Regions from separate parts of the Mus musculus genome. Here regions 2, 3, 4 and 5 are each linked to region 1. Evidence: chromatin loops called from intact Hi-C (ENCODE). Cell type or tissue: heart. All regions are shown on one strand. Region 1 overlaps Vstm2l (V-set and transmembrane domain containing 2-like). Region 2 holds the start of Ctnnbl1 (catenin, beta like 1). Region 3 has its middle 38 kb from the start of Platr27. Region 4 overlaps Ctnnbl1 (catenin, beta like 1). Region 5 has its middle 7.9 kb from the start of Platr27.

What was found. A loop is a pair of places that touch in the nucleus more often than their neighbours do. Peaks named below come from ENCODE experiments on the same cell type or tissue, not always from the same donor. Only the 100,000 strongest peaks of a DNase experiment are listed, where the experiment ranks them.
Region 2: a loop joins it to region 1, with 1.8 times the contacts of the local background. A loop is called at or near these places in 2 of 42 quality-filtered maps.
Region 3: it touches region 1 in a loop (2.9-fold over the local background); 8 of 42 quality-filtered maps call a loop at or near these places.
Region 4: it touches region 1 in a loop (2.1-fold over the local background); 2 of 42 quality-filtered maps call a loop at or near these places.
Region 5: a loop joins it to region 1, with 2.1 times the contacts of the local background. A loop is called at or near these places in 3 of 42 quality-filtered maps.

What each region holds. Positions count from the first base shown.
Region 1 is chr2:157,941,727-157,946,726 of GRCm38, reverse strand. Vstm2l (V-set and transmembrane domain containing 2-like) reads right to left here. Exons shown (of 4, transcript NM_198627.2): 4 at 2,008-2,870. The coding sequence ends at 2,604. Among named protein-coding and RNA genes, the nearest start is that of Vstm2l, 30 kb to the right of the region's middle. In heart, a CTCF peak has its summit at 2,861 (motif pointing right); DNase peaks (open chromatin) are centred at 2,005 and 3,116; H3K4me3 peaks cover 1,547 bases; H3K27ac peaks cover 1,564 bases; H3K27me3 peaks cover 1,769 bases.
Region 2 is chr2:157,735,242-157,740,241 of GRCm38, reverse strand. Ctnnbl1 (catenin, beta like 1) reads right to left here and starts at 2,841. Exons shown (of 16, transcript NM_025680.4): 1 at 2,683-2,841. The coding sequence starts at 2,712. In heart, a CTCF peak has its summit at 2,922; a DNase peak (open chromatin) is centred at 2,851; H3K4me3 peaks cover 1,427 bases; H3K27ac peaks cover 1,110 bases.
Region 3 is chr2:157,632,740-157,637,739 of GRCm38, reverse strand. No RefSeq gene overlaps it. Among named protein-coding and RNA genes, the nearest start is that of Platr27, 38 kb to the right of the region's middle. In heart, a CTCF peak has its summit at 1,901 (motif pointing left); a DNase peak (open chromatin) is centred at 1,889; H3K27me3 peaks cover 1,687 bases.
Region 4 is chr2:157,753,362-157,758,361 of GRCm38, reverse strand. The region is part of intron 1 of Ctnnbl1 (catenin, beta like 1); the gene reads right to left. Among named protein-coding and RNA genes, the nearest start is that of Ctnnbl1, 18 kb to the right of the region's middle. In heart, a CTCF peak has its summit at 1,980 (motif pointing left); no DNase peak of the experiment used is centred here.
Region 5 is chr2:157,602,685-157,607,684 of GRCm38, reverse strand. No RefSeq gene overlaps it. Among named protein-coding and RNA genes, the nearest start is that of Platr27, 7.9 kb to the right of the region's middle. In heart, a CTCF peak has its summit at 2,473 (motif pointing left); no DNase peak of the experiment used is centred here; H3K27ac peaks cover 251 bases; H3K27me3 peaks cover 3,021 bases.

The DNA.
Region 1 (5,000 bases):
AAAGTCTTGGGACCCAGTTCTGTCATATCAACACACCCCCGTCCCTGGGTAGTGCCATTGGTTTTTGAAGGTGCAAAGACAAGAGACCTGCTGGCCATACTGGTTTGAGAGGTCCGTGTCAACCCATCCTCAGGTAATCCTCAGTGGAGGTGTGGCAGTTGGGATGACCCAAGGCATGCACGGTGGTGCCCCGGGGAGAAGCAGTTTGAAGTGATCCAGCCTTGGCCAAGCACTCCCACTGTTAGGTTTAGGAAGGTTCAACTATTGTGTAAGCTAGGGGGAGCTGTGAACCCTCCCTGCCCCTGATTTCCTCCTGTGTAATAGAGGGATGGAGACTATCCCAGGAGAATATGAGATCCCTTCATGGATAGCCTGGAGCACTGGCCTGGCAAAGGCCCCTGAGGTTCTCTTGCTCAATGAACAGCAGACACGGAGGAGGCGCTCAGAGCAGCAGCCTTAGATAAAGCACCCAGAAGGAACACACCCTGTCAGCCCAGTTCTGGAGAAGCTGAGGCAGGAGGATCAGGAGCTCAAGGGCATCCATGACTACACAAAGAGTGTGAGGCCATGCTGAGCTACGTGAGGGAGGCCGTGTTTCAAACACAAAACCACAAAATTCAAATATGAGGGGGCTGGGATAAAGCTCCCCGGGAGAGCACTTGCCTAGCATGTGCAAGGTACCCCATTCCCAGCACTGAAAAAAAGAGAAGTCAAGTCGATTGTTTTGTTTAAAGTGGCAATGGGGGAGCCAGCTCAGTGGGGGAAGGCGCTTGCCTCTCCCAGCCTGATGACCTAAGTTCAATTCCTGGGACCCACAAGGTGGAAGGAGAGGACTGCTATCCCTGAGATCTTCGGGTTGTTCTCTGGCCTCTGCACACCTCCCCCACCCTACCACCCAAAGACTGTAGTAAGAAATAAAGTGATGTACATATAGGTATTAAAACTAAAACAGCTGGGCGTGGTGGCGCACGCCTTTGATCCCAGCACTCGGGAGGCAGAGGCAGGCGGATTTCTGAGTTCGAGGCCAGCCTGGTCTACAAAGTGAGGTCCAGGACAGCCGGGGCTATACAGAGAAACCCTGTCTCGAAAAACCAAAAAAGGGGCTGGAGAGATGGCTCAGCGGTTAAGAGCACTGACTGTTCTTCCAAAGTCCTGAGTTCAAATCCCAGCAACCACATGGTGGATCACAACCATCCGTAATGATATCTGATGCCCTCTTCTGAGGTGTCTGAAGACAGCTATAGTGTACTTACATATAATAAATAAATAAATATTTAAAAAAAAAAAAAAAACTAAAACAAACCTACTAAGCTAGGGGTGATGGCACACTTCTATAATCCTAGTTCTTAGGAGACTGAAACAAGAAGACCACTGGGGCTATATGAGACTCTAGAGCCAAAACTGACGGCCGTGATGTTGTTGTTGTTGTTGATGATGATGATATTACCGTAAGAGTCACCACTGGGCCAGGCGTGGTGGAGCAGGCCTTTAATCCCAGCACTTGGGAGGCAGAGGCAGGCAGATTTCTGAGTTCGAGGCCAGCCTGATCCACAAAGTGAGTTCCAGGACAGCCAGGGCTATACAGAGAAACCCTGTCTCGAAAAAAACAAAACAAAACAAAACAAGAGTCACCACTGGGTTCCCTGGTAGGGTAGAGGATACTGAGGGCCAAGGTGGGAGTCCGCTATGGGGTGATGGATTTGCTGGGTGACAGCTACAAAGATGTTTATACACTTGCGCAAACATGCTTCACAGGTTCTTCTGTATGTGTGATTATCTCAGAATCTAGGACTAATTCGGGTTCAGTATTCACAGTGGGGGACGACAAAGGCTGCTTCTCTCGCCCCTTGAGACCCCTTCCCAAGGCCAGCAGCAACTCCTGCTCTCTGCAAAGCTGCCAGGCTCCTCTCAGCACCAGGTCACCTCTGCTCAGTGCTGTGACCTACAAAACCCTCCCTTCCTCCCCACAGCGGCTCAGCTCCCAGCCTCAGCAAGGCACTGCCCGGGTTGGTTTAAACCGCTTTATTGGAGTTGGCTGGTACTCACAGGTTGGGTCATATACACAGGGCCCGCTCACCCCTAGGCAAAGCCCTGGGCCTCCCACCTCCCCTCCATCACCGAGGGTGGCCAGAGGTTTGAGCCAGTTCCGGGGCGGGGTGGGCCCAATAGAAATATTTACAAACCACCAGGGTGGGTGTCCCCTGATCAGGAATAGGGATGGGATGGGCGGAGGGGGTCCCTTGGGTGGACTTCACAGGCCCGAGAAGGGGCTGGGCGTGGGGGGGGGTTGCCGGCAGAGGGGGGCTCGGGGAGAGCCTCGGGGGGCCCTGAGCGAGCCTGCTGGTGCTAACTCTGCCTGGCGGGGCAGCCTCCCGCGTGGGGCTGGTGGGGCTCCGCCTCCCTCGGGGTTCCGGAGCCGGTTCCAGGTAGAATGATGAGGAACAGGAGCGTTGGGCCCCGGCCCGGCTCCTCACCAGGGGGCTGGCCGCGAGGACGGGGTGCACGAGGCGGAGCCGGGAGGGGGATAAGCAAGCAAAGCACACGCGGGACTCCTCTGCCGCCGTCGCCGCAGGGCCGGGAGGACTGCATGCGGGGCGGGCGGGCTACAGGCTGCAGGCCTCGGGCAGAGAGCGCTTGCGCAGCTCCCGGCCCGGCTTGGGCGGCGGCGCCGGCGCGGCGGGGGGCGCATCAGGCAGCTGCAGCACCGAGTTCTCCCCGGGCTGCACCCGCAGGTATGCTTTGACCTTGTGATGCCGGGCCTTGCCGTCGCTGAAGTCGATCACGCGGCACTCGTAGGTGCCTTCGTCCGTGGGCTTCACCCGGGACAGCCGAAGCTTGTGGGAGATGTTGCTGCCCACCACCTTGACCACCTGGGGGCGACAGAGGCACCGTGAGAACCGGCCGGGGTCGCGAGCCAAGCCGCCAGGCTGTCCCCACCCCAGATACCGCCAGGGAGGGGACCCAAGGTCAGCATCCGAACTGTTGAATGGCAGACGGACAAACAGAAGCAACGCTAACTCCTATCCACGGAGAGTTGCGTGCAGCCAGTGGAATACCGCCCAGCATTGAAGAAGGGTGAGCCAGAACTGACAAGAGTTCCACAGACAAGCAGGGAACCAGACTCCTGGCAAAGCTCCCAGGCTGTGCTGCTGTTTTGAACAAACGGAAAAGCCCTGCGTAGGACAGAAGCCAGCAGCCTCACAGCAGAGCTTCGGTAGAGCTCAGGAAACTTGGGGGTTGGGAAGGCACGTGCCACAGTAAATGTGTGGTCAGAGGAAAATCTGCAGGAGTCCCCTCGCCTTCCACCATCTGGATCCTAAGGATCAAACTCATGTATTTGACTTCATGGCCAGCGCCCATTACCTGCTAAGCCATCTCACCAACCCTGTACTGGGCCTGGAAACTGGAAAGAAGGTCCAGAGCTTAAGCGCACAGGCTGCTCTTGCAGAGGACCGGGGTTCAATTCCCAGCACCCACATGGCTGCGCACAATTGTCTGTACCTTCAGTTCCAGGGGAGCCAATTTCCTCCTCTAGTACGGGCACCCGGCACATGTGTGGTGCGCAGATATATATATATATATATATATATATATATATATATATATATATATATATATTCAGGCAAACGCATAAAATAAAAACAAGTAAAATCTAAGAAAAAAAAGGGACACAGGCTGACAACCGAGTACTACATTTGGATTCTAGAGTTTAACTGTCCACTCCCTGGAGGTGGAGTGGGTGTTATCTTGTAAAGTTTTGGCTTTTTATTGATGTGATTATTTTAAAGCTAAAGTCTCCTATGTTGTCCAGGCTGGTCTCTAAGTCAGGACCCTGCCTTAGCCTCCAAAACGCTAGATTGTAGCACCACACCTGACCCTTGACCCAGTCTTTTTCATTTTATAGTTGGGAGCCCGCTCTCCTGGGTCAAGAACACCCAGCTCGGTAGACAACCTATTCCTGCTGTGCCTGTGGGTCCACCACCGCCATCCAATTTTAACCTTATTCCAGAACTCTCTTTGGAGGGGAGGGGGTAGGGGAGGGGGGTTTGCAAGTCTGACTTTCTTTCACACAATCAGCTGGCTCTGTTCATTGCTGTGTAGTATTCTATCGTATACTTGCCTACACAGTTTCCCGTTGGCTGGTATTCCGGTAGTTTCCAGATTGACACTCTCATGATTCAATCTGCTCTGAATATAACTCTGTTGGCAACTTTCTTTTCCATTACAAGAGAAGAGGCATTTGGAGTCGAATGCATCATTAGGGAGACTGGGCGGTGGGTATGGGGACTCTGATCTTTTTTTTTTTTTTTTTTTTGTAAATTTCTACATGTCTATAACTAAAAATAACAAAAGAAAATGTTAACTGGGAAGGACGCTGGGAGTGTAAGGACCCTTCTTAGAGCTGAAAGCCCAGTCATCATCTGGCAAGACTCACCCTTCCTGAGATCACAGTAGCGGGCTGCTAACCCCACCAGCCCCATCTCTGGATACTTATGTCCCTCTCTAGATGGCATTATCTGTGCCTGCCAAGTCCCACAGATCACTCTAGTGGTTCCCTGCTGTTCCCACCTCCCAAGTAAGAGAACCCAGGGTAAAAATGATGGTTCCTGAGAAGGCAGGTATGGCCTGTAGACATATTTCCCAGCCTGCACTGAGACACACAGCCGGGGACACACACAAGGGTCAATAGAGAACTCACAAACAGCAGCTAGTGTCTCTTGAGTGGAAGGACTCACCCCATCTCCTTTTTCCAATTGGAGTGGCTCCCTAATGCTACCCTTTTGTCTTACAATGCATACAGATAAGGTGGTGGATTTACTGAGGGGGAAACTTGTGACTCCAAAAAAGAAGTCTTGGCCTGGTCAGGAGCCAGCATCAGTATGTAGCCAGGCTAGGAACCGACTTCCAGCCTGGAAACAATGTGACAGACCCACAGAGGATTCCAGAGTTGGCCGCACAGGCCCCATAAGAGCCTCCTGGTGAGAAGCAGGAACGCATGA
Region 2 (5,000 bases), 210 kb after region 1:
ACAAACTTTACATAGAAGATTAAACTTGGAAGTAGGCACAAAATTTAAGTTTAATAATCTATTATCCTTAATCCAGTATATCAAATGTAATCCATATTTAAAAATTAAGACATTTCATCTTTCCACAATAAGGCTGTGAGATGCAGGGTGCACTTTACACATAAGAAAGAACTTGATGCAGATGGGCCCCCCTTTTGACGTGCACTAGCCATGTGCACAACAGCCACCACGTATGCTCACATGTCCGCGGCGGACCCTGCTGCACTCCCTCACAACACGTCCAGCCATCTGAAGTTCTTGTTTACTTCCTTAGTTATTCTCTGGTGACTCCCCCACCATATTTGCCTTTTCACACAAAAGCAAGAGCCTTGTCTCATTTCTTTCCACATCATATGCTCAGTGGACCAAGTGCATTGCACACAGTAGATGGTCAATAAATATCTGTAACCAAAGAATGGGCCCCTTCTGGTAGTGTTGCTCCACATCTGAAACAATGGACTGGACTAGCCAGCCCAGAACTCCCAGACGAGCACTCATCGGTGACCTTCCCACCATCTTTCTTGTTTCATCACCAATTACATATCTTAAAGAGAAAACTATTATGGCCTCGCATCTGTTATCTGTTGCTTATGTATTCTTTCCCTTTTTTTCTTTTAATGTATTCTTTCTCATCAGGCCTGGAGTCTCCATCTACGGGGTCAGTGTTGTATATATTGGCTAAAGGAAATAACTACCAATATTAGTATTTATGGGCTGTTTTAACTGCAACAAACATTGGCCTAACACTGCTTTTTTTTTCTCTTTTCTTTTTTCTTTTCTTTTGGTTTGGTTTGGTTTCTGAACACGATTTCTCTGTGAGACCCTGGCTGTCCTGGAACTCACTCTGTAGACGAGGCTGGCCTCAAACTCAGAAATCCGCCTGCCTCTGCCTCCTCCCAAATGCTGGGACTAAAGGTGTGAATCACCAACCACCAGACATAGCTAGGCTTTTTGTTGTTCTTTCATTTTGGTTTGCTTTTATTTTTTGGTTTTTCAAGACAGAGTCTCTCTGTGTAGCCTTGGCTGTCCTCTGTAGACCAGGCTGGCCTCGGACTCAATGAGATACACCTGCCTCTGCCTCCCAAGTGCTGGGATTAAAGGCGCCAGCTTCTTAACAGACTCTTACCAGAAGAAGAACTTTCTTCACAACCGACCATAAGGTCGGTACCATGAGGTATCTGTTCAAGATTACAACAACTAGTTAGTAAGGCAAAAGGCATGGAAGGCAACCTGGGGCTCCAAATCCAGGCCTTTTATTTTATTTTATTGTAGTGGTGGTGGGGTGTCTCAGTATGTACCCCTGGCTGGCCTGGAACTCAGTGACCCACTGGCCGCTGCCTCCCTCCCAACTTTCAGGCACTGAGATTCAAGGCAGCCATGGCTAACAGCTCAGGTTCACAGGTTCTTACCGCCTACTCTGGCCTGCAGAGATATCACTTTTTTGTTGTTGTTGGTTTTGGGGGTTTTTTGAGTTTTTTTTTTTTTTTTTTTTTAGAGACAGGGTTTCTCTGTATAGCCCTAGCTGTCCTGGAACTCACTCTGTAGACCAGGCTGGCCTCAAACTCAGAAATCCATCTGCCTCTGCCTCCCAAGTGCTGGGATTAAAGGCACGAGCCACCACGCCCGGCCTAGAGCTATCACTTTTAAACTCAAGTTCACAGGTTCTCACTGCCTACTCTTGACTGCAAAGCTATCACTTTTAAAACATCACACCTTGAACAAAATGCAAGTGGATAAGGTTGGCTTACCCACTTTTTATTTCATCCATCACCCAAAGTCTGCTCCATCATATTATGGCCTCATACATATTCAATCAATATGATCAAGGATCTGTGATCAATATAAAAATACTACCTTTTTCATACTAAGTCTTTAAAATGAAGTGTGATTTACAATTACAGTACTTCCTAATTCAGAATAATTACAGTTTATGGGTCCCAACGCCTATTGCAGCTAATGAAAACAAAGATGGACACAAGAAGCCTCGTTAGGCAGTCAAAAGAGGGACAAAACTCTGAGTTGGGAGTCTGGACACTTGAGCTTTGTAACTGTTGAGTGACCTCAAGAGAGTCCTTTCTTCTCTCTGGGTCACCCGTTCCTCACAAGCACCCTGAGCAAGGAGGTCGAGAGGTCTCTTACCGACCCATTCCAAGCTCCGTCTTCCAAACAGCTTAACAATAGCAGGGAACGTGGGCACAGGTTTCTGCACTTTCAAATGACCTTTCACATACATCCATCCACTTTATAGATTTTAAAAGAAGAATTGAGACTCCGTGACGGGAGAAAGACTTCTCCAAAGCTACACTGACACTTGGTAAAGAAACTGAGGCTCAACACCGGGGGGGGGGGGGGGGCGGGGGTCTTCACAACTGTCTCCCCAAGCCCTGTGAATTGGTAGAAACGAGACGGAAGAGGAGCTGAGGGCTACCGGGTGGGGAACAGAAATCACAAGGCTCAGGTCTGGAGAAGGAAGGGGTCGAAAGGGTCCAGAGGGCTTAGGGGAGTGAAGTGCAATGACAGGATGCAAGCCCGGGTGACATGAGAAGTGAGGGCCAGGGACCGAGGGGAGGCAAGATGACGGGACTCTGTCCCTGCTACCCGAGCGAGGATGAGGAGCCCTCCGGCCTCGCCAACTGCTCTTACCTGGTAGCTTAAAAGTTCGCCCACGTCCATGGTTCCGGACCCAATCAGCACAGGGTACCCTGGTTGCCTCCACTCAACTCCCGAACCACGGGCCGCTCAGAGGCTTTTCCTGACACACTGCCGTAAAGCGCCAGGCCCCAGAACCAATAGAGTAAAAGAGCGCGTGGCCGGTGAGCCCGCCACACTGCCGTAAAAGGACGCGCTGCCGTAAAGCGCGCCGCGTTTTGACAATTCTGCTTCCGCCTGTAACCTGAAGGGGCGGGGAAAGGGGCGGATACTTAGGGGATGAACCTAAAAGCGAGGCCGTTATCCAAGAGTAGAGCAGAGTGCTTGGCATTTCGTGGGTAACCTTAAAGAGCTTCCAGAGACTGGCACTTTTGTTCTTTCATTCTCATTTCACAGATAATTGAAGTTGGCCTGTTGGTGGTGTTGAATGCCTTTAATCCCAGCACTGGGGAAGCAGAGGCAGGCAGAGCTCCGCAGGCATATGTTTTGAGTTCGAGGACAGCCTCGTCTACAGAAACGAGTTCCAGGACAGCTAGGGCTACAGGGAGAGAAGAGGGAGGGAAAGAGGGAGAGGAAGGAGCTGAGGTTTGAAATTATGCGCCCCATAGTTAGTCACATGTGGCTCTGGGGCACTTGAAGTGTGCCTAGTCCTAATAAAGATGTTAAGTGTTAATCAAATGCACAGTGGATTTTTCGTACTTGAACTGGTTCCTTTTTTTTTTTTCACTTACTGGGTAAAGGAAGATATATTATGAAATGAATTTGACTTTCCTCTCATTTGTTAAGCGTACTTAGTAGATATACTGAAATTGTATATGTGGATTTCATTTTGGGGTTCCCATTATGCTTCCCCTGGGCTTACAAAATGGCTTCCGGCCATAGGTGGCTGAGAAACCATTGATATCATGTTTGTTTTTTTCCCCCAGGCTTCTTTGTATTCACTAACACAAGACCCAGTGGCAACTGGAAGATCTCCTGTCTACCCAAGCTGTATTAAAGGGTCTGGGGGTCTGGAGACATGGCTCAGCGCTTAGAACCATTTACTGCTCTCTAGACGTCTACTTCCGTTCCCAGCACCCATGCTGGACAGCTCACAATTGCCTGTAACTCCAGTTCTGGGGGATCTGGTGCTCTCTTCTGGTCTCTGTGCAGACCCACAAGCACACGCATACACACATTTATATATATATAAAGGTTGGTTCCTGGGGAAGGAATTTGCCCATTATTGAGAGATAGTCAAGGCGTTCCTCTTCTGGGATTACAACAGACACCATCCAGAAACCCCATTCAACTACCTCCAACTACACATAAGAAAATTGTTATTCCTCAAACTGCCACAACCTCTCCTCATTATTCTCTCTGTTAGCACTTCCTCTACTGTTCACAGACTCAATCTGTCATTTTGTACTTGATGGTTGACATTTTATGTTTTGACAGCCTCATTAATTGGACTCCAAACTCTCTAAAAGTTGGGATTGAGTTTGTCAACCTCACCCTCGAATCTTCAAAGCCCAGAACAACGCATGACAGAGAAGGTTTCACCGTGGGCTTTGTGAGTGTTGTTAAGGAGAGTGGATTTTATGTTATCTACTTTGGGAAGTTGTTGAGATCGTCAAAACAGGGATGCTTTCTGATTGGGTTTTTGTTTTTAAAGAGTAGCCAATGTAAACTGCTTTTTACAGAGTTCATTTGCATGTCCTTCCCCTCCCTTTCAATTAAGTGTAGATTGTGACCTCCAGAGAGGCAGGACAGAATAAAGGTAACCATGAACAGAACTATTTTCTAGTTTGTGCCTTGCCTCAGTCAGCTTCAATAGGCAGATTTGCAAAAGCCCAGTCTGGAGGTTTGAATAAAAATGGCCCCCATGGGCCCATAGGGAGTGGCACTATTAGGAGGTGTGGCCTTGTTAGAGGAGGTGTGGCTTTGTTGGAAAGGTGTGTCACTAGGGAGTAGGTTTTGAGGTTTCAGAAGCTCAAGCCTGGCTATTGTATCACTGTCTCTCCCTGCTAGCTACAGATCGAGATATAGAACTCTCAGCTCCTTCTCCAGCACCATGTCTGTCTGCACAATGCCATGTTTCCCACCATAACCATAATGGACTAAACCTCTGAACTGTAAGCCAGCCCCAAAGAAACCTTTGTATAAGAGTTGCCATGGTCATAGTATCTCTTCACAACAATAAAACCCTGACTAAGGTAGGTGCCAGGGACTGGGGTATTGCTGTGATAAGCCTGACCATGCTTTGGTTTGGAGGAGTGCAGACTTTGGGATTTTGGATTAGAAAAGCAGTTGAATGCTTTAAGTGGGGCTTA
Region 3 (5,000 bases), 310 kb after region 1:
GCTCAGTGGTTAAGAGCGCTGACTGTTCTTCTGAAGGTCCTGAGTTCAAATCCCAGTAACCACATGGTGGCTCACAACCATCCGTAATGAAATCTGATGCCCTCTTCTGGAGTCTCTGAAGACAGCTACAGTGTACTTACATATAATAAATAAATAAATAAATCTTTTTAAAAAAAAAAAAAAGAGAGAGAGAGCCACTGCAGTTCGCAAGTGGTAGAGAGATGGGAGAGAGAGAAGCAGAGGGGTCTGAGCACCATGAGGAGAGGCAGAACTGGAGACATGAGGGTGCTGAGGAACAGCCTGAAGGGAGCAGCCTGTGTTGTCATCTGAGGCCACAGTGAAGTCGCTGCCCATGGTGCTACCAAGAGCCATGTCTGGGTCCATTGCCCTGCAGCAGCAAGGGTCTGTGTCAACATCTGTGGTCCATGTTACCATCAAAGGCCGAGTGCATAGTCCTGGTCTGGGTTGCCGCCCCTGGGCCATGTAGATGTACGAGGGGTGTGGGACGCTGAGCAGAGTTGGCTCCACCCCTCACTAGCCAGGTGGTTGCATGGGCAGGCCAATGCCCCTCGATGGGTGCAGCACTGGGGAGCTTTGATCCAGGGCCCACCCCAACATCTACTCCATCTATGAACTGCTGGAGCTCATGAAGGGGCTGGTCCTGCAGATCCAAAGTTGCAGAATCTCCATGACACAGGGCAAGAACAGAATATCTGAGAGGAGTCCGTGAGCATCCACTACTGATAGACTAGCAGAAGCCAGAGGCCTTGAGCCAGACCAAAGACTCATTGCAATGAACATTTGCAAGTAATGATATTTGGATAAAAGGTGTACTGTGGGACACCCTGCGGCTTCTACAGAGAGATGCTTTTGGTTGTTGCTTCTTTTACTTTTTAAAAAAATTTTTAGGCACACGCCTTTAATCCCAGCACTCGGGAGGCAGAGGGCAGGCGGATTTCTGAGTTCGAGGCCAGCCTGGTCTACAAAGTGAGTTTCAGGACAGCCAGGGCTATACAGAGAAACCCTGTCTCAGAAAACCAAAAAAGAAAAAGAAGAAAAAAAAGAAAAAAAGAAAAAGAAATTTCTTTTGGGTTGCAAGGGCAGAGGGTAGATATGAAGGGATGGGGAAATGAGTGAGATTGGGGTGCATAAAGTGAACTTCACAAAGAATCAATAAGAAGGTTTTTAAAAATTAAAATAATGTGAGAAAATGTTTCTGGGCCCCCAACCTTCTCCTATAACCACCTAGGCTAAGCCTCCCTCCCTGGAGACCACTGCAGAAATCCTGGCTGTTCTTGAGGGTCTGTCTCAAAGCAAACACATCAGGATCTGGACCATCTAAGGGCTGCTTCCTTCTGGAACAAAGAGCCTGGCATTTGGGAGAGAAAAGTCATGCTTTCCCAGCAAAAGTGGTTTCTTGGCATCGATGGGTGGAACTGCCTCATGGATGGATACCCCTTTCCACAGGACTAATTATAGATTTATTAATATTTATGGGCCTCTCGTCGCAGCCGATAGATCTTGTTCGAGGACATTAAGCCTTATCTCCGTCCCTCCAGGAAGGGGCATCGAAAGCCAGTTCTAATTGGGTAGCCGGCAATCAAGATAGAAGGGAAAAATGACAATAGCTTGCCTGTTGCCATATATTAAAATATGGTCCTCCCCTCTCAATGATTATCTGCAGAATTAATATCTTGCTAGTCCAGGTTTGGGCCCTAATAGCAGGAAACCGTATTAAATACTTTGCTAAGAGCAATCAGCTTTTTGATAAGGCTAATGGCTCTAGCCCTGGCTATTTCTCATGCTGAGCGGTCTGTTTCTAATCCAGCAGAAGCCTGGCCACTTTGTCCGTCTCGTTTGTCATTCAAAGTCAGCAACACTGGCGCCATCTCCTGGTCAGGCTCCCTGCTGCATCTTTCCATTCCCCATCCTGTCGCGGCCTGGAAGGCTTGCCCTGGGAATGAGGTGGCCATTGCATCTGCAGGAAGACGCGAGAGATGAATGCTGGTTCTCTATTTACTTTGTCTTTTCACTTAATCGAGGCTCCTAGCCGTAGAACGGTGCGGTGCGTGTTTAGGGTGGGTCTTCTCACCTCTGTTAAGACAGTCTAGAAAGTTCCTGAGAGTCGTTCCTGCAGATTTATTGCCATGGTGACTCTAAATCCTATCAAGCTGACAATGAAGGTTGCCATCAGCCATCACACGACCTCTCTGGGCTCAGTTTCTGCATCTGTAAAATGGGACTAGAAGTTGTCATCCTCTGCAGAACCCTGTGGTCCAGCCAGAGACGGACACAGTGTGACAGCTCTCAGAAGGGAAGCCTACGCGGGGCAGGTACCTGAGGTCCCAGATCTGGCCTGCACCGTGGCAGCGTCAATACCAGCAGCTGGGGCAGGGCAGCTGCCGGTGGCAGCAGGCAGTGACAACAGAGGCAGCAGGAGCATGAGTCCAGCCTGTCAGGAGGGTACAAGGACCAGCGATGAATGCTTCTGGGAAGAAAACCTTTTCCCCAAGTGTCACAGCTCAGTAAATCAGTCGCTCTCAGATGATTCTCGGTGAAATAGCCTGTGCGCTCTATTCCATGTGTACAGGGACTTTATAAACACTGAGGAGCAGGGTGGGATCCAGGGGTAGGGGTTTCCTATTGGCTCAAACTGAGATGCTAATGATGCTAACCTGCATGGGGAAGGACTTCAGATGTTTTCCCCCACATGGCTGATTGTCATGGTCATCTCAGTGGGTTGTCGTGGTTATGTGTCCCAGAGCACGTAGAGTTTGGCATGGAGTTGGCCCCACTCCTACCATTCTCAGTTCTGAGTTTCAGGGGGCTTGGGGCCACTCAGCCTGACCAGTTCTTCTGTCTGGTGGCAAGGTCTACTTGCCCACAAGAAGTCCCTGTAACTGCTGTTTTGAGCTTTAAATGAGACTATATGAGTAAGACAGGGTGCCCAGGCACAGGCAATGCCTACAGATCAGCTCATCTTTACTACACTCCCTGGCATCCTCCTGCCATTCAGAAACCTCTCTGCGGGTCTCCACCTGACCTTGTCTTGTGTTGTGGGTGCTTTTGTGTCTCCCCTCTGCCACCCTAGATTGGGCTCTAGATTCTCAGGGATCTAGATGTGCCCAGCTTTACCATTTCTCAAGGCCCTGGGTAGCTGACTTGAAACCTGACACAGTGAATGCCCAGATGTTGCCTCAGTGTGAGCATCATTCCAGATGTGTGACATTCACTGTGCTCCAGACCCCGTGGCAGGGCCCTTTACAGAGATTAATGCATAGTAACCAGGGATCAGCAAGAGTCCTCAGCCACCAGCCCAGGGAACTAGGCCGTGCTTCTGCTTCCCAGGTCTCAGGCAGCCCCATTGGGCACAGTGATGGCTTTCTTTCCCCCAAGGTGGAAACTGCTTCTTGCTGGGTCCCCACTCTGTCTAGGCTCTCCCCAAGAGTATCCCCCACCCTTAAAGTGACTACTGTGGTTCTCGTATAAGAATGATGGGTACTAGCCGGGCAGTGGTGATACAGGTCTTTAATCCCAGCAATTGGGAGGCAGAGGCAGGTGGATTTCTGAGTTCGAGGCCAGCTTGGTCTACAGAGTGAGTTCCAGGACAGCCAGGGCCATGCAGAGAAACCCTGTTTAAAAAAAAAAAAAAAAAAGAATGATGGGTATTGAGGTTCAGAGAGGGTGAGGTGACATGCTTGGTCACACAGCATATTAAGTTAAATTTCGAACCCAGATCCAGAGGCTCTGGTTTATTTGGGACTAGGGGTTTGGTAAGAAGGATGAGTCCGATCCAGCTCCTGCTGGACTGCCACCATGTCCTGACTTTTGTGCTCTCTTCCTGGGGCACCAGCACTCTGGCAGTCTGTTCCGTGGTAGCTGGCCCTTTACCTCGGGAGGCAGGCAGACCCACCCTAGCCTCTGCTTTTTAAGCTTCACTTCCAATCACCAGCTGGAATCTAATTTTAACAACTACAGAGTCCCCTTCCTAGGATCCAGATCCTGTACTGTCTAACTCTGACCCTGGTGCCCCTGGGTCTTAAAGCCCACCAGATCTCCCTCTTCAGGCTACAGACATCCGAGTTGAGAGGAAAAGGGTCCAATTCTCCCTCATGGGAACAATGTACGTGATAGAAGCCCTGTGGGGAGGGAGGGAAATGAAACGACCTCCTGGGTGAAGTAGGGCAGGAGGCCTGAAGCCTAGGCCCAGGCTCTGGAAATAGCGAGCTCACCAGTGAGCCAGTGGACGAGGCAGTGCCAACACTTGGCTGCAGGACCAGAGAACCCAAGCAGGCCAAGCAGTCTGTAGGTCTCCAACAAGGAACAGACAGATGTCCCGTAGACAATACGACCAGAATTAAATCTAGTGAAACAAACCCAGGGGCTAGGCCCTGCTCTCAAATGCACAGGGCCCTGCTCACCCTTCCATGTAGGCAGATCAATAGGCAGCATTGGTACAAGAACCCAGAGCCCAAGAAGAGCTGATTTCTCCTCCTGCCGCTGGCACCTGTCACCAAGACAGCTATGCAGTGGCTGCTGACAGGTACCACAGCCGTTCACCATCTCAGCAATGCTGACAGCTGCTCTGGCTGCCTCTCTTCAGGGAATATACTCATCTGAGACCAGACTGTCTCCACAGAGGCATCAACAAGGAAAAGGGGGCGGACCGCAGGTTGTCACTACACTGTACACCTGCCCATCTCCTCAGGCACCACCTGACGGGAGACTTTTAATCATCAGAGGGCCGTGGAGGGCCTCTGTAAGGATCTCTGACCTCAGTGACCTCAGCTCCTTCCCAAGTAAACCTTAAGCAGACCTGAGAGCCACCTATGCCCATATAACAAGTGTAGATATATGCTCTGTTGTGATCATAAAAAGATAAAGAGCTATAAGAATGTGTTCTATGGGGGTGTGGGGGGGTGCCACTGTCCTAGGGTTACCCACTGCCAAGCTTGCTAAGACAGCCATTATCCCAGCCCTTGGTGTTTCTCATCCTATAG
Region 4 (5,000 bases), 190 kb after region 1:
GTGAGTTCCAGGACAAGCCAAGGCTATACAAAGAAACCCTGTCTCAAAAACGCAAAACCAAAACAGTATCTGAGCCCTTACTCAACCTAAATGAAAACTATCTTTTGTTGCTCTCTGGCTGCTTTTCAAAATGATAATTTGCCACAACTCTTTTAAGTTAAAAAAAAAAAAAGTTTTATCCATCTTGCTGATGAAATTTCAGAAGTGGCATAAATACCAGTCATGATCACAGAATAGAATCAGAATACCTCTACAGATCATGTTTTATTTTGTTTTAGATTAATTTTCTAACATTTTTAAGGCTGTTGCATTTAAAAGACAATTCCGTTTGATAAGTAAATGAGTATTGAGTACATATGTTGCCATGAACATGAAGGTCAGACAAAGAAAGGACACTCACACACAGACACACTCAACAGCCGCTCCCCAGACTCCCAGAACTTACACACCTACACAACACCACGCTAGGAAAACAAGTGTTAAAACACAAAGAAACGCAGACAGGCATTACCTTCCAGATACCTGAGTTCTTGTGAGAAACGCAAGAAAAAAAGATAGTGGGTCTTCTAGCCGTGGCTAATGTGGACATTGGAAACACCAGAACTATGGAGAGATATTTGGATCAGACCAGAGACCAAGAGCCGTGTCACGGTCAAGTGGGAGAGGACAGAGACACCAAAGAACCAGCCAGGCTGCCAGAACTGGTAATGTATTATTAATACAAATACGCAAATTCTCAATGTTCCCCTGACTGCAGAGAGACTCCATCTTTCTATACTCCTATGTCTAATCACATGGCTTGCTGTGTTCAAAGCTTAGTACATTCAGCACTTAGTGATATTCAGAGGGTAAGGTAAGCACAGGGAAATGCAGACTCAGACAATCAGCCTCACCCTATCACTTACAGATGAATAAACTCAGCAGAAAAAGGACTGGAGCCTGAAAGCCTCCCCTGCACCCCAGAAGTGGCCTTCTTATTGCCACATGCACATCACTTCTGCCCAGTGCCACCATGTTTTAGCAAAATTAAAGCCCCTTCTGTGGCTTTTCTGCCACTCATTAATCAGGAGAGCACTACCTATGGAAATCCAGGTTCCCAGAGTGTGGAAGGAAGGTCTCCGTGCAGCATGACCTTAACCACTCTCTTCCCGAGATCTCCTGGAGAGGAGCTCATGCTGGGCCTCCGGTTACCTCCCCCAACACCAGGCCACTCTCAAGGTCTAAACATTAAAAACAAGCTGACCTGAAAAAACTACTGATTACTGATGAGACGAGCATGACAGCACACCTGCAAGTTCAGCACTTGTGAGGCAAAGGCAGGAAGTCTGAGGCTAGCCTGGGCTACAGAAGGCCTTGTCCAGGAAACCCCTATCTGTCTTAAAGCACAGCGCAGATACAAGTCCACTGTTTAGGCTTACACAGTGCTTTAAGACGATGAGGATGGGGCATGTGCATTTGGCACCAGTGAGCCCGCATGTGGCTCTGAATGTTGTATATGGCACATCTGTCGCAGCCACCAGACCACTGCCTCTAGCAACAGATGATTCATTAACAAAGTGGGGCCAAGAAGTCTTGATGCTGTCTAAGATCACCGAAACTCTGAAGTGCATTCTTCCTTCAAACAGAAGGGAAGGGCTATTGCAGGGAGGACGCACTTAATCCAGGACAGACAGTAAGGACACTTGGAGAAGGGAGGATGAAGACTCAGACCGGATTGCAAGTGCGAACTTTAATTATTAATCTGTCAGCCCTTCCTCCTTGATTGCTTGAGCCTTCTCCCTTCGTTTTGATCTCAGCCACATAACTCTGTTTACACACAAGCAGCCTGTTTCCCAGGGACGTGAAAGTTGGGTGGACCTATACCTGCGTGAAAATAAGCCTCCATGTGATACTGCAGAGGGAGGAAGGGCAGGGTCTGCAGAGGGAGGAAGGCAGGGCCCAGCACAACTGCCCCAGGCTCTGCAGCGCCCCCTACTGGGGGCCTCAAAGGTTGAATGACATATGTCCTGTCAACGTGGACACATGCCTATTGATGAGCCCATCATGCATAAAGATGCCATGGTCCTAGATGCACTTCTGTCTCCTTACTCGAAGGTTTTACTATTTTATAGATGGCTGACAAGCTACAGACGTTAGCACAGTATCTCCACTCCCACTAAAGAGAAGGCTGCTGAAGGAGGCTGGTGAAGGAGGCTGGTGAAGGAATGATCCAAGTCAGGCATCCAATGTCTGAAAACATTTCTCTAGGAAAGGAAAGCACGCTGGCCACTTGGCCATGTGGAGGAGAGGGGCAAAGGGCCAATGGCTTAGTAGCTACCTGCAAATTCACTGTGCCGGCCTCATCCCACCACCACTCTCCCAGGGAGGCTATAAAACAGATTTCAACGTGACCTGAGACTAACTGCCACTGACGTCAGGGGCATTTGAAGGTCCTCAGCGTCCTGGCAGGAGCACCTGGTACACGGGCTAGGAACAACACATTCCTCACAGACAGAACGCCACTGCAGCTGAGAAACAGGTACCTAACTGTCCTCCAAACATATACACTGGACTCACACAGCTGTTTTGAACCATCTTATCAGGCTCTGGATATCAAGTTTAAAACTGACTGACTCAAAAGATACAAAACAGAGCAACAACATAGGGGAAAAATGGTCTCAACTATCTGAAAGTAACATGCATGGCTCAAAGACAGCGTCTCTGTCAGGGCTTGACTTCATGACAAAGAACAGCAAATGTTCATAAGCAGGGCTCCTCTGTGGGTGAATCTCCAGTCAGTTACAGCCAGCTCAGGGAGAGCCATCAGGCAAACTACCCATTAGCTGTCACGTTAGAATGACTTCAGAAAGCCAGCCCCAGAGCTCTGCTGATATCTTTTCAACAACCTCTTAATCTTGTTTATAACACCTGTGTTAAGGCAACCTGACATCAATTCTACTCACTTGTCTCAGACTGAAATTACTCAGAAACTCGAGGATTCCCGTGAACATCACAACACCAGAGGCATGCTGCCTCAAACAGCCTGAAAGACAGAAGGCGTCCGCCTCTTAAAACAAAGCCACATCATGAGCCTTGCTGGGCCTTAAATTTCACACACACACACACAAAAGCATGAAGATCCTAGAATTGTGGGGTCTGAAGAACCCAGAAAATTCTCCCTACAGCTTTTTACCAAATGACCACTGAAGTGGCACAGCCACCACGGTCTGCAGGCCTGCTCCAGGTCATAAGTGCACCGCTTTCTTCCCAGTCCCGAGCGCGCCTTCTGCAGAGGTAATATTCCTGCTACCAAATGGAGCAAGTGGGGCTGCGAGAGACACCTCAGCATATTGCCCAAAGTCACAGAGCTGGAAAACGGTGGCGAAGAATTCAATCATGACAGAAGCAGCCTGCCTCACCTGCTTTCCGTGTTTACTGTACATCCCTGCCTGGGGCTCCTTACACTTAAAATGAGCTGACAGCAGTGATGTAGACATGTGCGTCCTAGGACTGTATGAAACACAAAACACCCAAGAAACTGATGGGAACTAGTCCACGAATACGGAGAAGGACAAGGGAAGAGAATGCACTTTGGTGACCGAATTTGCTGTCACTAGTGTGTGACCTTGGACAAATCACCATAAATCTTGGGGGGGGGGAGCCCCCCTACTGTTGTAAATAATATGGAGAAAAGCCAAACCCAGAAAAAGTCCACAACAAATATTAAACACACACATAATCTCTATATAATATATATGTACATATGCACATGTGTGTATATATATTTCATACATAGGAAATGGATATTCTCGAGCCAACTAACACAAAATAAAAACCAACCTTATTGCTTTGTGCAGGCTCATTTCTTGCCTATAAGTCTGGGTGCTGAGAAAAACAGCAATTATGGCCCACAGTGGACTTACAGTAAATCTCTGGCAAATAAATGAATCAATCGATCTCTTGCTTTAGGGTCAGAGGCAGCCCTAGTCTTTAAAAGAAATGCCAATCAACTCTCAGGTTATAGAAGGAACAGAATAGACCATCTGCTATTATTTAAAGCAAGTTTCCTATGAGTAAGACCAAGATCAGTCACAACACAGCTTAATCTACTTCATCAAGAAAGAAGCAGCAGCAAGGGGCTGAGATTTAGCTCCATCATGAAAGGCCTACCTAGCATATGTGAGGCCCTGGCTTCAGTGAAAAGAAATGTTTAAGAACAAAAACAAAGGTTGGAGAAATAACTCAGTGGATAAGAGTTCAAATACTCAGCACTCACATAAAAACCTGGTATGGTCACAGATGAACTGTGGTACCAATGATGTGGGGACAGACAGGAGGCTCACTAGGGTTTGCTGGCTAAAGATGGAGTGGTTGAAGAGGGAACGAAGAATGGTTGAATGTCTTTCTAGGGCCTCTACCTGGGCACTTCTCCTATGGACCCTCACATCGATAATCCCAGCAGGAAGAAAGTTGAGGCAGAAGAGCTGTAAACAGGCAACAGGAGAGATGGCAAACAACACTGTAGGTGACCCCCCAATGTATTCCCCAGTTTTGGGTGGCCACTTCCGTCACTCATCCACCCCTCACTCCATTCTTCCTTAGTCAAGGGCATTTACTGAGCAGTGTCCCCCCCCCGCCCCAGCAAGCTCTCATCTGGCCACAGCCTTAGAGGACCTCAGGGCAATGAGGAGAAGGGCATTTACATGTAACCAGTCTTTCTATACAAAAATGATACCTGTGGCAGGAACTACAAGGCCAATCAATGGTGCTGTGCCTCCCCATTCCCCATAAGTCTCTGCTGTCTTTATTTTAGGCTGCCGTCACTCATGGTCTTCTTCTAGGAAGAAGGGTCAACCTTCTCCTCCCCAGGTGTTCCATGCAGCAGCAGCTCTGGAGCCTCCCCTTCCTCTGCTCCAAATAGAGAGGAACACAGCACATGCACATCACACAGCTGGAGCCTCGCATGAAGTGTGGGCTTCAACATGGAAGTCACAGCCTGTCCTGTTTGTGGGTGGGTGACA
Region 5 (5,000 bases), 340 kb after region 1:
CCCTTCAGGGCTGCCAGAGAATATATTCTTTTAATATGTATAATATATTTGAGCTGCTATGCGACTCAAGGGAGGAGGGAAGGGCTGCCATTGACATTTCCCAGGCATTTCCAGGGAGAGAGAGAGAGAGAGAGAGAGAGAGAGAGAGAGAGAGAGAGAGAGAGCTGACTTTGGGAAGGGGATCTCAGAATCATGTTGTAGGGTTTTAAATGTAACCCCAGCCTCGTGCCCAGGCCCCACTTGGGTGTTTTCTTGGTCCTCTAAAGAGATGTGTGTGATCTTTTTGAGTAGCTGTGGTTTCCTGCTATTCAGAGGTGATCTGCTGTACGGTAGATTTGAGCAGCATCTTCTGTGACCATCACAGTGAATACCAGTGGAAGTTTAAGGGCATGTGCTTGCTACCTGACCTTGGGCGGGCTGCACATACCGTACCCTCTGAAGCCCAGTGCTCCATCTATAGGTGGAGCCAGCAGGATGAGTAGTGAGCTCAGATAGGGACAGCCCCAGAGTGGAAGGAGATGGCTCAGCCAGGTTCGCTTGCACTAAAGGAGATGGGACCTGAAGGAGGAGTCCCACAAAGCTCGAAGAAAGAGAATGTCCCACAGGCCTCTCCAGCCTGCCCAGGCAAAGGGTGTCTAGGCCATGTGAAACCCATGCAGGCTAGGTCACTGGCTACAGACTTCCCGTGGCCGCTTTCCTAGGTGCACAAGAATCATGTTGTTCTCTGTGTGGAGGATAATTTAGAAATGAGGTCAAAAGATAAAGATGCTTCGTTGTACTGGCATTCCCCGCCACTGCCTCAGCCCTCACCTGGGTCTGGAAGAGGAGGTCAAAGGTCACCAGAGTGCTCTGGTGCAGGGGTTTTCCAAGAGTTGGTGCAGCTGAGAAGTTCTCAGCCTCATCTGGACTCAAGGATGAGGTCTGCCATGCAACCAGTGTGATCTGAGGCCAGGCTGAGATCTGGAGCCCAATACTTGCCTGTAGAACTTCAACTCACTCACCCACTCACGACTCCCATCTCCCACACTGACCCCCACCCCAGAGCAGGGCAAAGGAGGAGGGGTGGAGTCCAAGATTCTGTTCTGGTTTGCCTTCTGCCTACAGTTCATGCAAGCCTCCCCCATCCCCCACCACACACACACACACACACACCTTGGTCAAAGGTGCCTCTGTCCACCAGCCAGCACCCTTGCCTGTCTCCTCCCTCTCAACCCTGCTGTAACGTCCACCCATAGACCCCCTGAATTATGCCATCAGTTTCCTAGGGACTTCGGGCTCCCAACAGATCCCACCCAGCACCACAGACGCTTTCAGGAGAACGACTCTGATCTTTCCTTTTCTGTGTCGCTCCTGCTTGCCTGGCCTCGATGTGGCTAGGCCGCATCTCCCAGCTCATGGCTTAAACGCTGCATCGTTAGCCTTTCTCCACTTAATCAATCAATGAATCAGCTGGTTTTTAAAAAGAAATTTATTCTTTTAAAAAAATGATTATACATACATATTCAAGTACACTGTTGCAGTCCTCAGACACCAGAAGAAGGCATCAGATCCCATTACAGATGGTTGTGAGTCACCATGTGGTTGCTGGAAATTGAACTCAGAACCTCTAGAAGAGCAGTCGGTGCTCTTAACTGCTGAGCCACCTCTCCAGTCCCCCAATCGATTAATTTTTAAGACAGGATGTTTTTTATGTAACCGAGGCTAGCCTCAAACTTGCTATTTTTCAGTCTTAGCCTCTCACAAACTAGGATTGCAGATGTGCATGGCCTTGCCTAGTTCCCATTGTGGCTTCTATCATTACTATCTGTAACTGGTGCTCACTAGTTAGACCATCTCTCCCACCCCTGGAAAGGCAGACCCTGAGACAAAGCCTGGCTTCCCTGTTTCCTGCCTTGTGCCTAGCAAGCAGCAGAAGGCCTGGCCCACAGTGGGGGCTGGAAGAGTAGGGGGAGAGCACCTGATTGCACAGCACATCCTGAGAGATCCAACCTTGGACTCAGATGGCTGTCTCACTGTCCAGATACACAAAATCTGGGAATGGGCAAGACCTCTGGCTGTGCCCAGCCACCTCTGAAGTCTCGGGGTTGAGAAAGGATGTTAGAGAGGCAGGAAGGGAGCAGGAGGTATCTGTTTCCCAAGATGCCTGTGTTACAGAACATGGAGAGGAGGGGGCATGAACGGTGGCTCACACACTTCCTTAGCAGCTTCAGATCTCTGAAGGGAGAGGGGTCATTAAATCCAAGCCCTTGCTTATGAGTGGCTCTAGGCAGCCCAGTTAGGGAAAAGCACTCCCTACTTTCTCCACGTGTGCACCCATGAAGTCTAAAGAGAGGTTTTGTGTTATGGAACTGGGATTTAAAAGATTAAGTAGTCTCCTTCCACAATCTCACTTTATTTTTCAGAGCAGAGGGGATGCGATAGCCTCAGCCGGTCTGAGCGTGGTCTCTCCGCGGAGCGTTGGCGCCCCCTGGTGGAGAGCGGTGAACACGCAGCCAGACTCTTCACCTGCCTGAGACCCGACTTGACAGGGGGCGCAAGTTCTAATCACTGTCCGGAAAGTCCTTTGCGGAGAAATTCACAGACAGGTAAACACCCACCGCCCCAAAGGTGCAGACCACTCAAGTATAGGGGAGCTGCCACGATGCCAGCTCCCCTATACTTGAGCAGATGGCATTTACAAAGTAAAATGCTACTGTTGGTAGAAATGCAGATAGGGCTTTGTGTACCTAGTTCCCCTGGGGTAGGAGGATGTAGATGGGGCCAGGCTTCCCCAGGGACAAGCAAGGAGGCAGGGGCACCACCCATCTCAGCATCTCACCAGCCCTCACTCAGGCTGTGGTTTCAGGCCTCTTCTGGGTGCTCTCCCGCCCTCGGGGACTTTGGCCTGTAGGGGAGAAAGAAGAATACCAGGATCCAGTGTCCTGGTGCAAGCCCTTAGATTTGACATTAGGGTTGCTAGCTTTTCACGGTATAGACAGTGCCTTGTGCTTGCTGAGCAGTTCTTATGGGCAGAGCAGGTCCAGCCCTAGCCCTGACCTCCATGGAATTATGGTCAAAAGGAGAAAGAAACTAAAAGCTGGCTAGCTAAAATGTAATTTCTGCAACTCCTATAGGCAGAGGCAGGGGAATCCCTGGAGCAAGCTGGCTAAGTTGACTAGGTGGAATTAGCAAGCTCTGGGCTCAGCTAGAGAGTCTGCCTCAATAAATAGAGAAGAGACTAAGGAAGGAAGAAGACACCTGATGTCAACTTCGAGCTTACACACACACACACACACACACACACACACACACACACACACGTGCACGGGGCAGGGGAATAAGCAATTACACAGATAAAGCAAGGCTAGTCAATAACCCATCAATTGCTACTAACATGGGAAAGGAATAAAACCACATACCCCTATGCGGGTGGCACCAGTATGCCTTGTCCCAGAATCTCACGTTGAATTTAATCCTCATGGTACTCCATTAAGAGGTGGGACCATCACAAGGTGGCTGGGGCTCCACCCCCACTGTGTAGATAGACTTATTTGTGAGATTGGAGTTTGAAGGAATTAATAGTTTCTCAGAAGAGTGGGCTTGCTGTAAGAACCAGTGTGGCCGATTCTGCCACCTGCTTCCTGTATCTTACCTGTGCCACACCAGAACTCTGTCAACAAAGCCATCTGCAGAGCTATTCTTTGCTCCTTGGGCCAGAGCCATGAGCTAGGACAAACCTTTCTGTCATAGCTCATTACCTGCAAGTGTTGGGGTGGGGGGGAGAGGAAGAGAGAGGAGGAGAGGGAGAGAGAGTATGTGCTAATGTTTTCATTTGTGAGTTTATGTGTCTTAGTTAGGGGTCTATTGCTGTGATAAAACACCATGACCAAAAAGCAGCTTGGGGAGGAAAGGGTTTATTTCAGCTTACAACTCCAAGGGAAGTCAGGGTAGGACCCTGGAGGCAGGGCTGATGCAGAGGCAATGGGGAATATTTTTTACTGGCTTGCTCACCCATGGCTTGCTCAGCCTGCTTTCTTATAGCACCCAGAACCACCTCCCAAGGGTGACATTGCCCCCGTGAGCTGGGCCCTCAGGACTAAGGATTCATCAATCAAGAAAAAACATCACAAAAAAAAAAAAAAAGAAAAAAAGAAAGAAAATACATCACAGACCTGCCCAGGGGCCTGTCAAGTGGGGTTATTTTCTCAGTTGAAGTTCCCTCTTCCAAAGAGAAGCTAGCTTGTGTCAAGTTGACTTAAAAGTAGCCAGTACAACATGAGGGAGTGCACTGCCATTCCCACAAGCTCCTGGGACTCACTGAGAGACCCTGCCTCAGTGAAGAAGGTAAAAGAGCAATGGGAGATAATTCACAAAATCAACCAACCTCAGGCTTCCACATCAGCGGTTCTCCGCCTTCCTAATGCCAGGGCATTTAATACAGTCCCTCATGCTGTGGCGAACCCCACCCCACCCCCACCCCCACCCCCACCCCCCACCCCCTCCAACCATAAAGCTATTTTGTTGTTACTTCATAAGTATAATTTTGCAACTGTTGCGAATCACAATGTAAATATCTGATATTTGATCCCAAAGGGGTCAAGACCCACAGGCAGAGAGCCACTGTTGCACATGCATGCCCACCTAGAGGGAGAGGGAGTTGAGAGTCTCATGAGCCCAGGTTGCAGCTGAAGTTGACTGTGAACTCCCCATACCCCTGTTTCTGCTTCCTGGTGGCTGGGATTGCTGGTGAGCACCACTGCATGCTACTGCTTTGGGTTTCTCTAGTCTATTCCTCTCCTGTGGGGTGGGGGGGTGGGGGGGTGGGGGGTCGGGGGTGGGTTGCTAGGGATGGAACCCAGAACCTCACACACCAGGCAATCCCTTTGCCTCTGCTCTGAGCAGGATGCCTGTCCATTCCATGTCTACCCCTCTGCCAGCACAGCACTGACTAGGTTTCCATAGCTATCAATTCAAGTTATTCCCCCACTTTGTTCTCCTGGGCTTTATGATCTGGGGGCTTG